Regions from separate parts of the Homo sapiens genome. Here region 2 is linked to region 1. Evidence: read pairs that join two places in POLR2A ChIA-PET (ENCODE). Cell type or tissue: B cell. All regions are shown on one strand. Each heading gives the region's core, and the rest is flanking DNA. Links, peaks and the distances in the headings are about the cores only.

The links. ChIA-PET counts read pairs that join two places held together with the same protein. Peaks named below come from ENCODE experiments on the same cell type or tissue, not always from the same donor. Only the 100,000 strongest peaks of a DNase experiment are listed, where the experiment ranks them.
Region 2: POLR2A ChIA-PET joins it to region 1 with 5 read pairs; 19 of 35 experiments call an interaction of 5 or more read pairs at or near these places.

The regions. Positions count from the first base shown.
Region 1 is chr20:36,127,960-36,135,884 of GRCh38, reverse strand. It overlaps a transcript of EPB41L1 not described here. Among named protein-coding and RNA genes, the nearest start is that of EPB41L1, 23 kb to the left of the region's middle. RefSeq lists an enhancer at 6,397-6,898. In B cell, for the core only: no CTCF peak of the experiment used is centred there; a DNase peak (open chromatin) is centred at 2,934.
Region 2 is chr20:35,943,826-35,951,750 of GRCh38, reverse strand. PHF20 (PHD finger protein 20) reads right to left here. Exons shown (of 18, transcript NM_016436.5): 18 at 1,381-4,266. The coding sequence ends at 4,124. Among named protein-coding and RNA genes, the nearest start is that of SCAND1, 6.7 kb to the left of the region's middle. In B cell, for the core only: CTCF peaks have their summits at 3,910 and 4,138 (motif pointing right); a DNase peak (open chromatin) is centred at 4,110.

The DNA.
Region 1 (7,925 bases), core at 1,771-4,270:
CCCCTACCGAGGGGTTGTCCTGATAATCACTGAACAGGCCTGTGGGAGAACCTACCTCACCCCTTCCCCTTTCCAGAATCCTCAAGGAAACAGTAAAGGATCGAAGTCTAGATGTGAAGGAAGTCTATCTTTACAACAACAGGCAGAGACAGCAACTTTCAGGCAGAAGAGCAGCTTGTGCAAAGGCCTAAGCTAAGAGCTATGCGTGGGAGACCTCCAGGGTGGCCAGAGCCTCAGATATGTAGAGGGAAGCAGGAAGGAGGCAGGGGCAAGAGGTGAAAGCCCACAGGCTAGACACTTGCACTTCCCATCATCTCAGTGACCTTTAAATCAATCCCAACTGGCAGGTATTAATATACCCATTTTATGGAGAGAGAAACGGAAATCCAGACAGATAAAGTAACTTGCCCAAGGAAACACAGATGGTGAGCAGAGGGGGGATTCCAAACCCGCTGACTCCTGACCTCATGCTTATTGCTTCGGCCCATGTGGTATCAGTCCCTAAGGCCAAGACCGTGGGCTCTGGAGGCAGAATCCCAAATCCCCCTCTATCCCTCACTGATTGTGTGATCTGAAGGAAAGTACTTAACCTTTTGAGTCTCAGTTTCTTCAACTGTACAATGGGAATGACCATATACATACCTCATATGGTTTTAAGAGAAGTAAACGTAATATTTCAAGGAAAGTGGGTTGCAGGCCGTGATAATAGACAATACAAAGTAGGCTGGGTGCAGTGGCTCACGCCTGTAATCCCAGCACTTTGGGAGGCCGAGGTGGTCGGGTCACTTGAGGCCAGGAGTTTGAGACCATCCTGACCAACATGCAAAACCCTGTCTCTACTAAAAATACAAAAGTTAGCCAGATGTGGTCGCATGCACCTGTAATCCCAGCTACTCGGGAGGCTGAGGCAGGATAATCACTTGAACCCAGGAGGTGGAGGTTGCATGCAGTGGGCCGTGATCAAGCCACTGCACTCTAGCCTGGGCAACAGAGTGGGACCCTGGTTCAAAAAAAAAAAAAAAAAAAAAAAAAGACAGAGAAAACACAAAATAGTGTTCTTATTTATTATGCTTAGGCACCCTCACAGACTCCCACAGACAGACGTGCAGCCATTGCTTCTGCCTACCTGAGACCAATGCAGCCTTTGGAGCAAGGTAGATGACAGACCTGGACCCCTGAGGAGCTAATAGCCCAGGCTGGGCAGTAACCTTGCAGGAACAGCCTGGAAACTACCTCCTCCACTCTTTATTCTCAACTCCATGGCCTGGGTAAGTTGTTCTGCAAATGTTCAGTGGGACACAGTCCAAGCAATCTCTATTCTCGTGGGAATAAATGTAATAGAAAAAACTAGGGCTGCCAACTCACCCACCCTTTGGTCTCCACCATGAGCTGGTCTCCTGCCCCACAGTACCTTCTGGGACCAGATGGCCTAGAATGTCAAACCATCAATACCAGGAAGGCCTTTGGATACCATCGAATCCCACCCCTCGTGTACATGGGAACACTGAGGCCTAGGGATTAGTGGGGATCTGCTTAAGTTCACAGCGTGAGCCAGTGGCAAAGCTAGAACACAACCTCGGGCTACCAACTCTCTGGTCTACTGGAGTTTCCAATTTATTTCACCATCGCTATTTCTTGTTGTGTCAAGCTTAAGTTTACATATTTGAAGTTCAAGAGTATAATCACCCCTGGAAGCCTAATTCTGGGAGGTGGCAAGAACTTTGGAGACAGACAGACCTGGGTTCAAATCCCAGCCCCGCCACTTCCTAGCTGAGTGGCCCTTCATTTATTTATACAGTAGAAAAAGACAATGGAGGCAGAGGCTAAGAGCATAGGCTACAGTCCTACCTCTGCCATTTCATGACAGGTGAGTCACTTTATCAACTGCTGGTTCAGCTTCCTCTTCCGTAAAACCTACCTCACCTAGTCATCCAAGTATAGAATGAGAAAAATATAAATGAAGAATCAGGTACAAGGTTTGCTATCAAGTAATGATGGATATTATTGTTACTTTTTTTTTTTTTTTTTTGACAGGGTCTCACTCTGTTGCCCAGGCTGGAATGCAGTGGCGTGATCTCGGCTCACTGCAAGCCTCAACCTCCTAGGCTCAAGCGATCCTCCCGCCTCAGCCTCCTGAGTAGTTGGGACCACAGAGGCGCATGCCACCACGCCCAGGTAATTTTTGTATTTTTTGTAGAGACAGGGTTTGCATATTGCCCAGGCTGGTCTCAAACTCGTGAGCTCAAGCTATACGCCTGCATCGGCCTCCCAAAGTGCTGGGATTATAGGCATGAGCCACTGTGCCCAGCTACTATTAATATTATCTTTAATGCTATGATTGGGGTATGTTTTCAGCAGGTAGCAAGAAGGTACCTCTGTCTCAAAGCTCTAGTCTTCCCATTTCTCCTCATGGAATCATGGAGTGTTAAGCTGGCCAGGGCCCTGTATCACAGACAACAGATCTGAGATCCAGAGGGAAATGGCATGCTCAAGGTCAGGGAGCAAGTTAATGAGAGGGGTGAACTAGAACCCAGATCTCTTGAATCTACTGACTTAATTCCCTAAACACAAGCTCTTACTTTGTGCATGGGCTTGGTGGGAAGAAATGGTGGTCTTTTCAGACCCCAAATACCAAAGGGTAGTTGGATCTCAGCCAGAATGGAACTCATCTTGCCCTCATGGCAGTCCCAGGCCAGAAACAAGGCGGGGCTCAACGCTGGTGGACCAGGCCAACTGGGCTAACAGCCAGAGTGGAGCCAAAGGCACAGCTCGGGCCCTCTCACCAGCTACATAATAAAGTAATTATGGGATTAGGGATAAAATTAGTCACTTGTGTAATTATTTTTCTTAGAACAAGAGCAGAAAGGACCTTTTTCAAGAGTTGTTCCTTGGCCCTCCCAAGAGTATTCATGCAGAGACACAGATGAGTGCACACACCCACAAGCACGTGTACACACACAGCAGTGATGGTGGTGTGTGGAGCGGGTGCTGCTTGGCTTTCTGTGGCAGTGCCTCACAGTGGGTCCCACACCTACCAGGACTACCTCTGAAGGCCAGGGGTGACATTTCCCAATGTCTGCCTCACTGAACACATTTATCACACTATCACAGGTGCACTGCCTTCCTTCCGGGCCCCCCATCATACAGAATCTCTCATACCCCTCCCCGGCCACAGCATATCAGGCCTGGACCCCCAAGCCCTCCCTCCATCTTGGAGGCTAGTGGTACAATTCCAGCAGGACCTGGGGGTCCAGTAATCCAGAGAGATCTTTGCTACTGGCTGCTGTGGCAGGCATAATAATGCGCCCCCCCCCCCCGCCCACAAAGATGTCCATGTCTTCATCCCCAGAATCAGGTGAATATGTTACCTCACGTGGCAAAAGGGACCTTGCACAGGTGATTAGGTAAAGAGTTTTGAGATGGAGAATGGTCCTAGATTATCTGAATGGGCTCAATGTAACCACAGGGGTTCTTGTAAGTCAAAAGGGGATTTGGGGGAATCGGAGGAGATATGATGACGGAGGCAGAGGTGGGAGGGACCCAGCTACTAGAAGGGGCCATGAACCAAGGCATGTGGGTGGCCTGGAGAGCTGGAAAAGGCCAGGTGAGGATCCTCCCCTAGCAGCTCTGCCAACACCCTGACTTCGGCCCCATAAGGTCCATTTTCAGATTTTGACCTCTAGAAGTCTAGGGTCATCCATTTGTGTTGTTTTAAGTATATGGTCATTTGTTAGGGCAGCATTAGGAAACTGACACAGTCACCTAGGGAGGGGTCCTCAGAACTCACCTTTCCCTCCAGACTGAAACGCCCTCCTCAAGGGCTAGCCAGGGAGATTCCTTGGGGCCAGATGTCCCCTGGATATACCTCTGGGGAACAGGCCTGAGCTGGGGCCCCAAGCTCTAACCTAGAGAGATAACTTTGTGGGGGAAAGCACCCCAGAAAGAAGGTGACGGCTCTGGGAGGAAAGGGAGAGACCCCACCTTATAGATCCATCCAGGCCCTCCACCCCTCCCACATATTCTTGAACAGAGGGCCACCTACGCCATAAACCACACCATCCACAGCAGTAGCCTGGCATCAGGGAAAGAGAGCACTGGAGGCAGGAAGCCTGATTCTGGCCTCAGCTCTGCCCCTGCATCACTAGGTGGTGAGAGATCAGCCCCTTCCTCTCTCTAGGCCTGACCATTGTCATCCTGGCTTACCGTAGTATTTCAAGTGTCTTCCATGCTTTCATGCACAGAAAGCCTCACAGGGACCCTGTGAGGTAGCTCCCTGTCATGATGTTCACTTTACAGCTGAGGAAGTGGACACAAGGTGGTTAAGAGGGGAGGCTGGTTTGAACCCAGGCAGCCTGACACCACAGCCCTATTCTGCCTCCCGCCTTAGGATGAATGAATGCATGGACAGAGGACAGTTGGGAGCAGTCCCTACACACAAGGAACAGGCTCTTCAGACCTAAGAGAAATAAAAAACAGGCTGGGTGTGGTGGCTCACACCTGTAATCTCAGCACTTTGGGAGGCCAAGGTGGGTGGATCACCTGACGTCAGGAATTTGAGACTAGCCTGGCCAACATGGTGAAACCCCATCTTTACTAAAAATACAAAAATTAGCCAGGCGCGGTGGCTCATGCCTGAAATCCCAGCACTTTGGGAGGCCGAGGCGGGCGGATCACCAGAGGCCAGGAGTTCAAGACCAGCCTGACCAACATAGAGAAACCCCATCTCTACTAAAAATACAAAATTAGCTGGGCGTGGTGGCACATGCCTGTAACCCCAGCTACTCGGGAGGCTGAGGCAGGAGAATCACTTGAACCCAGGAGGCAGAGGCTGCAGTGAGCCAAGATTGAGCCATTGCACTCCAGCCTGGGCAACAAGAGCAAAATTCTGTCTCAAAAAAAAAAAAAAAAATTAGCCGGGTGTGGTGGCGGGCTCCTGTAATCCCAGCTACTCAGGAGGCTGAGACAGGAGAATCCCTTGAACCCAGAGGCAGAGGTTACAGTGAGCCGAGATCATGCCACTGTACTCCAGCCTGGGCAACAAGAGCAAAACTCTGTCTCGGGGAAAAAAAGAGAGAGAGAGAGAGAGAGAGAGAGAGAAATTTTTAAAAATCAAATAGAGAGAGAGAGAAAAATAAAAAACAGTTCCTGCCATTCACCCTGGATGCTGGGGGTTAAAGGTTGGCATAGCAGTTTGGCAAGTTTACTGAGAGCCTCTAAGGCAGCCACAGCCTTTTACCCAGCATTCTCTTCCTGGGTCTTCACCCCAAGAGACATCATCATCTGAAATACAGGAAGAACATTTTATGCAATGTTCATTGCACTGTTATTCATAATAGCAAAAACTAGAAACAGCCGGAATATCCATGAGCAGGAAAAGGGATGAGTTGATCGTGTATTTAATAGAATCCTCAGTAACGACACGGAAGGCAGCTTCCGATACAACATTAAGAGAAAAATGCAGGACAGTACTGATGATGCGGTAGAAATTATGACTGTGCAAGAAAGAGCAAAGGAAAACTGGTGAAAGGAAACACTCCAAGCTCCCAATCATATTCAGGAGTAATTTTTTTCTGCTTCCTGTTTTCCCAAATCTTGGTACTATGTTATTATGGTTTTAATTAAAAAAAACAAAAAAAAAAACACTGCTGGGCAAGGTGGCTCATGCCTGTAATCCCAGCATTTTCGAAGGCCAAGGCGAGCAGATCACTTGAGGTCAGGAGTTCGAAATCAGCCTGGCCAATATGGAGAAATACCGTCTCTACTAAAAATAGAAAAATTAATTGGGCATGGTGGCGGGTGCCTGTAATCCCAGCTACTTGGGAGGCTGAGGCATGAGAATCACTTGAACCTGGGGGGCGGAGGTTGCAGTAAGCTGAGATCACGCCACTGCACTCCAGGCTGAGTGACAGAGCAAGACTCCGTCTCAAAAAAAAAAAACAAAAAAAAAAAACAAACCTGCCGGGTGCAGTGGCACACTCTGTAATCCCGGCTACTCTGGAGGCTGAAGTAGGAGGATCCCTTGAGTCAAAGAGTTTGAGGCTGTGATTGCACCTGTGAGTTGCCACTGCACTCCAGCCTGGCCAACATAATGAGCTCTCATTTGTAATTTTTAAAATAAATGAATAAATTGAATTTTTAAAATTAAAAAACGGTATTATTTTAAAAACGACAATAACTGCAATGCAGCCCTGAGGAACCCACACACTGAACAGTTAAGGAGAGGAGCAGCAACAGGCAAATGAGGGCAGGCCAGAGTGAGAAAGCCAGAAAGTGGGGTGTGCTGTCCCAGAGACCAAGGAGAGGGAGTGCTTCGGGAGCAGTGAGCCTGGGGTCAGGGTGGCCTGGGACCCGCTAGTGACCCAATGCTTGCCCTTATGCCTCCCAACTGCATTCATAATGCAAACCAGGTGCCAAGAATGATCTAACAATCGGCCCTCACACATTCCCCAGGAAGGCGTCTGAAAAAGTGCCCCCACCATGACCAGTGGCTCCAGGAGCAGTATTTACAATGCAAACCAGGCTCCCCCCAGGAGAAGCGGTAACTTACCACACCCGTGGCCATTCACCCCGCAGTCCAGCCCAAGCAAAACAGAAGAGGCCTCACGTACAAGAGCCTGGTCAGAATTTTCTGGTGTCTTCAGAATAGGACTCTTGGTCCATACCATTCACCAATTCTACCACCTGTGTTTCCACAGGGACTCGCAAACCAAACCACTCCCAGGACCCACCCCTCACCCCCACCCATGCTGGCTTCTTAGGCCCATCCCTCAGCCTCTTTGAGACATGTCCCTTAGATTCTGTGCCTCCTCCATGTAAGCTACACAAGCTTGCCCAGAGAGTCACATCTCATTGGCACAAATTCACCCACCCACACACCCACCAGCCTTTTTTCTTCTGAGAATGCCCCTTCCTCCCTCTCTCCACCCACCTCATCCAGGACCCCAGGCAAACCTCAGCAAAGGAGGGAAGGTCCCCCAGCAACTCATGCCTGACTTCAACATCCCATCCCTGCCTCCCACCACACCTGTGACAGACAGTGGCCAGGTCTGGCTGCTGCCTCTAGACCCCAGAGGTGGAGAGAGGCTAGGTCACAAAGCTAAAAACTAAACCAGGCTCTGAAGGCCAACTAAGAAGTCCTCTCTGACCCTCAACCTGGTGAGTCGACAAGAAGCAGGGCTGAGTCACTACCAGATGCAACCCCATCACCCCATGCTAAGAAATTGACATTGCTTACAGCCCAAATGCACGGGTCATCCTCCTGGGCAGCCTGTGGTAATGAGTGTCACGGGGCCAAGGCAGGGCCAGTACCAATTAAGGCTGCTCCCTTTCCTGCCAGTGAGCTCAGTCTCATTACTTTGCTCCATTTTCAGCTCATCTGAAAAATCCTCATTTGAGGTCCCTGGAGGATCTTAAAAGTGTTATTTAAACATTAGCTCTGACACACAGCCTCCCCCATCCACCCAAGGCCAATACTTTTTTCTCCCTGCTTTTTGGCACTGCCAGGAATGAGCAGCATCTAAGGCCCGGCCTGGGGCACCTCAGGTCTTGCAGCCTAGGGCCCCTCCTCAGTCTGAACTTTCCCCATCTCCCTGCCTTGTTTAGAAGAGAGAGCAGGGAAGGGAACTTGGTGTCTCCTGTATGGCAGACATGTCATCTTGGCAACAAGCCCTGTGAGGTGGCATTATTATTCCTGTGTGATAGATGGGGAGACTGCAACTGAGCCACCCTCCCAAGGTCACATAGCCAGCAGGTAGACAAATTAGGCCTGGAACCCAGGACTGCTGAGCTCCAGGGCTCTTCCAGCTGCCCCCGCCCACCCCCACATGCTCCTTTCTGCACACTGCCTAGCCCCACCCTGCAACAGACACAAGCACCCATCATTCGTTCCCCCGGGCTTCTGACCCTGGGGCTCGGTCCAGGTGAGA
Region 2 (7,925 bases), core at 3,135-5,634, 190 kb after region 1:
ATCCTAGCTACTCAGGAGGCTGAGGGAGGAGAATTGTTTGAACCTGGGAGGCGAAGGTTGCAGTGAGCTGAGATCGCGCCATTGCACACCAGCCTAGGCAACACGGTGAGGCTCCATCTCAAAAAAAAAAAAAAACATTTATATATATTTATATATGTATATATACACACATGCATATATACACATACACATATATATATGCATATATACATATACACACACACACACATATATATATATATATATAAAAGTAAAAAATAAGAGTTTGCGGGACTGGACATTGTTCTGGCTGGGTAAGTGGTGAGTGAATGTGAAGATGTAGGACGTTACTGTACGCTACTCCAGAATTTATATAAACACTGAACACATAGACTAATTTTTTTTTGTTTGAGAGAGGATCTCACTTTGTTGCCCAGGCTGGAGTACAGTGGCACAATCTAGGTTCACTGCAACTTCTGGCTCCCAGGCCTAGGTGATCCTCCTGCCTCAGCCTCCCAAGTAGCTAGGAATACAGGTGCATGCCACCATGCCTGGCTAATTTTTGTAGAGATGGGGTTTCACCATGTTGCCCAGGCTGGTCACGAACTACTAAACTTATTTTTTTTAATTTTCTTTCTACAATAATAAATTAGCCTTAGTTCACCATAACTTTTTGTTTTTGTTTTTTGTTTTGTTGAGACAGTTTCACTCTGTTGCCCAGGCTAGAGTGCAGTGGTACGATCTCGACTCACTGCAACCTCCTCCTCCTGGGTTCAAGCAATTCTCCTGCCTCAGCCTCCCAAGTAGCTGGGACTACAGGCATGCGCCACCATGCTAATTTTTGTATTCTTAGTAGAGATGGGGTTTTGCCATGTTTGCCAGGCTGGTCTTGAACTCCTGACCCCAGGTGATCTGGCCGCCTTGGCCTCCCAAAGTGCTGGGGTTACAAGCGTGAGCGACGGCACCCAGCCTTTTATTTAGAGACAGGGTCTCCATCCTCAGCCTCCCTAAGTGCTAGGATTACAGATCTGAGGCACCTTGCCTGACCAACTTTTATACTTTGTAAGCTTTTAAATTTTAACTTTGACTTCTGTAATAACACTTTGTGTTTACACACATGGTACAACTATACAAATATATTTTCTTTATATCCTTATTCTATGAGTTTTTTTCTAGTTTAAATTTTTTATATATATTTTACTTTTTAGATTTTTGTTAAACACTAAGACAAATCCACGCATTAGCCTAGGCCTATGCAGTAGGACCATCAGGACATCACTAGGTGATGGGAATTTTTCAGCTCCATTATAATCTTATGGGACCACCCTGTATATGGGGTCCATGGTTGACAGAAACGTTATATGATGCATGACTGTAACTCAACAATACGTAACTGAAACATAGCAACAAGAACCTGTTTTATTTTTTCCAAATACAGATACAGAAGTCTGCGTGTTTTGCAAATATTGCTTCAAAGCAACATTTCTATATACAGCGCCTTCTGTTCTAATAGCGCGTAAACATAGATATGTATCCACAGTGCAATGTTGGCTCATCAAGGATCCACCTTGCATACACTTACCACTTAAAGAAACAAAATGATTAGTCAAACCGGAACTATTTTTGTCAAGGTAATTTTTTATAGGTGGATAGTTTTTCTAAAGACAAAACTTAGGTAGTGCACATATTTCTTTCTTTTCTTTTATTTTTATTTTTTTGAGATGGAGTCTTGCAGTTGTCGCCCGAGCTGGAGTGCAATAGCGCAATCTCGGCTCACTTCAACCTCCGCCTCCCAGGTTCCAGCACCTCTCCTGCTTCAGCCTCCCAAGTAGCTGAGATTACAGGCGTCCGCCACCACGCCCAGCTAATTTTTGTACTTTTAGTAGAGACGGGGTTTCACCCTGTTGGCCAGGCTGGTCTCGAACTCCTGACCTCAGGTGATCCACCTGCCTCGGCCTCCCAAAGTGCTGGGATTACAGACGTGAGCCACTGCACCCAGCTGATAGTGCACATATTTCTAAATGGTAACAGCAATGTTTGCAAATAACGGTTTCCAGTGCTCCAACATAGGGTTAATTCACCTTGACCCAGGAATTGGGAATGGAGCCCCTCAACATGGCTTTAAATTAGGGAAGCACAATGAGGTTATAAGAACTTGGGGAGTCTTCTCTGCTTCCCTAAGAACAAAAGTCACAATGAATGAAAGGAGATTACTTCCTTTACCAAAAATTTAAACAATAATCCCAATAATGGCCAGTTGGCAAAATTAGGGCAATTCAGTTTCTGCTTACATCGTTGAACAAGACATGAAATTGACTACCTTAAAAGTTACAGCTTCCACAGATGTGATTAAAACTCAAATGTATTTTCAGAAAAGAAAAATCAGTAATCTAATAATACAACAATCATCACGCCTCACAGGTGTGGCTACAGAAAGCCATCCTGTTTCTTCCCTTTTCAGACTGCATGACAGAACTCTTACAATGCAGCTGTCTGAACGTGCATGCCATGCACGCCTGTGCATTTCTTCCCACGCCAGAAACACCAACGTTAGCAGTGAGAAACAGCCTCTTGTAGAGGAATCGTCGTTTTGTTATAGATGTTATAGCCACGTGTATTCTCTCTGATGGACAGCTATAGCAGATCAGCTTATACTTGTCCTATAATTCATTATATATCAAATGGTGAGCAAATCACTAGACAGAACATTCCCTGAAATAGATTTTAGTACAGAGGCCTGAATTCATGTCCACAATGACCTGTGCTTAACTATTCCAAAGGTCGCTAAAGATACTGTTACTACTATTGAGATATTATTGGCTACTTCACGTTTACATAGTAAATGTTTGCAGCATATAACATTACAGACTCATAAACCCATAATTAACTTATAAGTGTTAATGGACAACTGTGCTTTGATTTTTGCCTTTAGTGATAAGAAAACAAAGTAGTGAAATGGGTCACTCCTCAAAGCATGGAACATTTTAACTTTGCCTAGTAAGGAAAAACAAAACAAAATATAGCAATTACATGTGGAACCGTAACCTGCAAAAGTAACACAAATATTGTCTCAAAAGGTACAAATAGGTTGTACCTGGACCTTAAGCAGCATGATCACCTTGCTCTCACAAAATAATACAAACAGGAAATGTAAAATGTTAAAGTATAGTAACAAAACAATTCTGAAAACGCTGACTACTAAACACCCTTCAGGAAGGAGAAAAGTCGCACATGTAGAATTTGAAGTTTGTTTACAACAATATAAAATAAGGTAATTCCCCAAACCACATTCTTTGTAACAAATCTTTACAGTGAAAGAGTTTGAAATTTTGGGAAACATTTTTGGACATTAAATAGAACGGGGAAGCTGTCAATATTAAGAAGTGGGTAGAAAATGCTGTCCTTTGGGTTCCAGACCCTGCCTGCTTCGGTTTGGAATTCCTCCTAGATTCTTATTACTGTGAGTGAGATTCTAGTTCTTCCATAGGCTGTATGGGCTCTGCTACAAAAGCCATAACCCAGCCAGCTCTGGGGTGAAGGCATACAAACTTGTCCCCAGTACCATGAAGTCATGCAAGAGATGTGGTGAGAAAAGTGAAGAGTCCTAAGGAGAAAGCAGGGCAGCCAAGACTCTGCTCTTTCCCAACCTCCACAGCATGGTGAGCTCACAATATTCCTATGAAGCTAGAAAAGGAAAATGATGCCTGCTGCCCAAACACCATGCCAGGAAGAAACCAGGGAGTTGGCATGTGCCCCAACGTGATAGAAAAGTCAATTAAATAAACTCCAAATTGAATTTACAACTGTCTCCAACTAAACTTTTTTGGCTCTCATTCCGTTTATCATCAGTGGCACAATTTCAAGTGAAGTTTGTGCAAAAAGACTCTCTTCATTCAACGATGTGCACAGAAGAGGGGAATCCCAAGAGTCTATTTGCTACCTTTATGGCAGGCTTCGAGATCAGAGTGTCCTCCCGCAGCCAAAATGGCCTCTTTGTCCAATGTCCACCACACTCCTGGCCCAGATCCCTGAAGTCAGTCGGTGTCACGTGCATTCAGCATGCTAGGTTTATTTATTTAAATATGCGAAGCTCCTCCTGCAGGTGCCCCAGGATTGTGCCCCCATGAGTTTTGGGTGCCCAGTTTCATGTTGAGCAGCAGAGGGCGATCTGCTGCACCTTGCCCAGGTCCATCAGCAGCTGCTTGATACAATGCTTGAGCTGCGGAAGCCTGGCCAGCGGCTCAGGGGGCTCCAGTTCCCCAGTGTAGTCCAGCCAGCTCTCCAACACTGTCGGCAGAAGAGAGAGATGAGACCTAGTGAACTCCCAACACTTGATTTGCAAGAACATCAGCAAGCATTTCAGCACCTTATTCCATCAGACATGGGGCAAGGGAGGAAGGGCCATTTCAGCCTCCATGGGGCAAGGGAGGAAGGGCCATTTCAGCCAGCACTGTGTCAACACCTGCTCTACAAAGTGGTACTCCCAGGACAAAACACAAATGCTTTAGAGCAGCACAGTCCAAAAGAACTTTCTGCGATGATCAATGGTCCAAGTCTGTGTCATCCAATACAGTAGCCACTAGCCTTATGCAGCTATTGAGCGCTGGAAACATGGCTAATGCAACTGAGGAACTGAATTTTAAATTTTATTCAGTTTTGGTTAAACAGCCACACATTGCCAGAGGCTACTGTTACCAGAGTCTAGAAGTCTTGGAAGGAAGCACCTTTCTGAGTGTTACCACTCACTCTTTAAAAAGCTTTCCCAGCCGGGCGCGGTGGCACATGCCTATAATCCCAGCACTTTGGGAGGTCGAGGCGGGCAGATCACAAGGTCAAGAGATCAAGACCATCCTGGCCAACATGGTGAAACCCCATCTCCACTAAAAATACAAAAATTAGCCAGGCATGGTGGTGCCCGTCTGTAGTCCCAGCTACTCAGGAAGCTGAGGCAGGAGAATTGCTTGAACCCGGGAGGCGGAGGTCGCAGTGAGCCGAGATCGTGCCACTGCACTCCAGCCTGGCGACAAAGCGAGACTCCATCTCAAAAAATAAAATAAATAAAATAATAAAATAAAATAAAATAAAATAAATAAAATAAAATAAAATAAAATAAAATAAAAAATAAAAAGCTTTCCCATGTTGAAAATCAGAGAGCCTGGTGTTTTAGCATCCTGTCAAGAAAAATGAAAATCTATAGGGTCTTGAAAAGGTCTATTTGTATATCATAAACTCTGATTTGCTTCATATTAATTCCTGATTGATACGCAATCATCAGTGGCACAGAATACTCTGTTATTATTTTCTCCCTTTATTTATTTACTTATTTATTTATTTTTTTGAGATGGAGTCTCACTGTGTCGCCCAGGCTGGAGTGCAGTGGCGCCATCTCAGCTCACTGTAATCTCTGCCTCCTAGGTTCAAGCGATTCTCCTGCCTCAGCCTCCAAAGTAGCTGGGATTACAGGCATGTGCCACCACGCCCGGCGAATTTTTGTATTTTGGTCTCAAACTCCTGACCTCAGGTGATCCACCCACCTCGGCCTCCCAAACTGCTAGGATTACAGGCATGAGCCACTGGGCCTGGCCTTTTTTTTTCTTTTGAGACAGAGTTTCGCTCTTGTTGCCTGGGCTGGAGTACAATGGCAATGATCTCGACTCACTGCAACCTCCGCCTCCCGGGTACAGGCGATTCTCCTGCCTCAGCCTCCTGAGGAGATGGTATTACAGGCACACACCACCACGCCTGGCTAATTTTTGTTATTTTTAGTAGAGATGGGGTTTCATCATGTTGGCCAGGCTGGCCTCGAACTCCTGACCTCAGGTGATCCACCTGCCTTGGCCACTTTGAAAGTGCTAGGATTACAGGCATGAACCACCATGCAGGACCCCTTTAAATATTTAATGTAAGATTTCAGGTATTAATTAACATTATCATCATTGGTTCAATATCTAGAAAGCTGTCTTGCTTGTGAGAACAAGTATTTCTCTACAGAAAGATGTTTGTTCTTCCCTAAGCTACCCCCTAAAGCTCTGGCATTTGGGGAGAGACCATCTGGGAACCCTGCACCTTTGACAAGAACCACCCCCTGCAGGTAGCCCCTGTGCTATCCCAGCCTGCCTGTAGCCTTTCTAGTCCATGCACCAACCTGTACTGAGCACCTTCTGGACCCTGGAGTGCAGCAAAAGAAAGGCCCACCCAGTACCTCTTCATCAAGCAGCCTGCAACCTACTGCGCAATCCTCTCCTGTCCTCAGATGCAGCCCTACCTTCCTCTCCACCTTTCTAAATCCTCTGTTTCTTGTGAGCTATTCTTTAGGGAAGCCTTCCCCAACCCTATACCCTGAATCTGGTCCTTGTGTTACAGGTGCTATGATATCACATGTTCTCCTTTGAGCATTTACTATGGTTTGTCATTACAGGTAATGGGATGATTTGTTTAATATATGTCTCTCCCACTAGATCAAGTTCCACGAGGGCAAAGGCTGAGTCTGCCTTGCTTGCCACTATATCCCTAACACTCACCTGTGTCTGAAATGTGGCAAGCCTGCAACAAACACAGCGAGAGAAGGAATGTGTGGTCCAGCAAAGCGCCCTACCCATTGCTCTGGGCCCTATGTAGTTTATCCTCCTCCATCATATTTCTTGTTGGTATTTGGGGGTTCCAAGAAGGAGGAACCCTCTCTCTTCCTAATTCCAGCAAGTACAAGGACTTGGAAATAAGAAAAATAAGACCACCTCCTCAGACTTAAGCTTGAAAACCATTAGTAAAAGATCAGTCATGTGAGAGGAACTAGTGGCCTGCTGAGCAAGAAAACTGGATAGTGACCAGTTTCAAAACACCAGTAAGTCTTTAAAAAAAACTAGAAGGAGACAGGGGACTGTTCAGCAAACAGGCAGAAGAATAAATGGAGAGGCCGGACGTGCACGCCTGTAATCCCAACACCTTGGGAGGTCAAGGGAGGTGGATCACCTGAGGTCAGAAATTCAAGACAAGCCTGGCCAACATGGTGAAACCCCATCTCTATTAAAAATACAAAATCAGCCAGGTGTGGTGGCAGGCATCTGCCTGCTACTTGGGAGGCTGAGGAAGGAAGAGTCGCTTAAACCTGGGAGGCAGAGGCTTCAGTAAGCCGAGATCATGCCACTGTACTCCAGCCTGGGCGAGAAAGAGCAAGACTCCGTCTTAAAAAAATAAAATAAAATAAAAATAAATAAATGGACAAAAGGCAGTCAGGACTGGATGGGTCACTCCAACAGCAAAGAGAGTCAGTCAATCTTTTGCAAGATGATCCTACAGTTGCTGAGAGGCCCCTCTTAAGGTCACCCTAACTACCTTGGATCTAGTTCCAGGCTCACCAAAGACATCCCGATACTACGGTGGCCCAGGAGGCATGCACAGTGTGAAAGCGCACCAACGCTCAGACTGGAAGAGTCTAAGCCACTCAGTAGTGCCTGAGCTTGGTTAACAGGAGTGTGTGGAGTTCCTGAGATGGAAGCTGTCTGTCTAGGTCTGTTAGGCTGAAGAACAAAGCCAGGACTGTGGGAAGTCAACAGCATCTCCTCTGGACCCCAGCATCCAGCAGGCCACCCTCTCCATACCATGTGCTGCACCATCCCAAGTGTCTCTTTTAAAGATGCAGAACAGCTTCCAACTAGCATAGTGGTTGCTAGCAAGACAGAAGGTTACAGAGGAAAAAATTCTGTTCAAATACACTAAGATCATGTGTATAGAGACCACTGCTCACCAAGGCAACATTTTTTATTTAAGAAAATAATCTCTCTAATGCCAAAAGACTTTTTTACTTTTCATGGTCATTAAATATCCTTTGTCTTTTAGTTTTAAAGTACTGTTCAGGCTGGGTGCAGTGGCTCACACCTGTAATCCCAGCACTTTGGGAGCCCGAGGCAGGCAGATCATGAGGTCAGGAGATCGAGACCAGCCTGGCC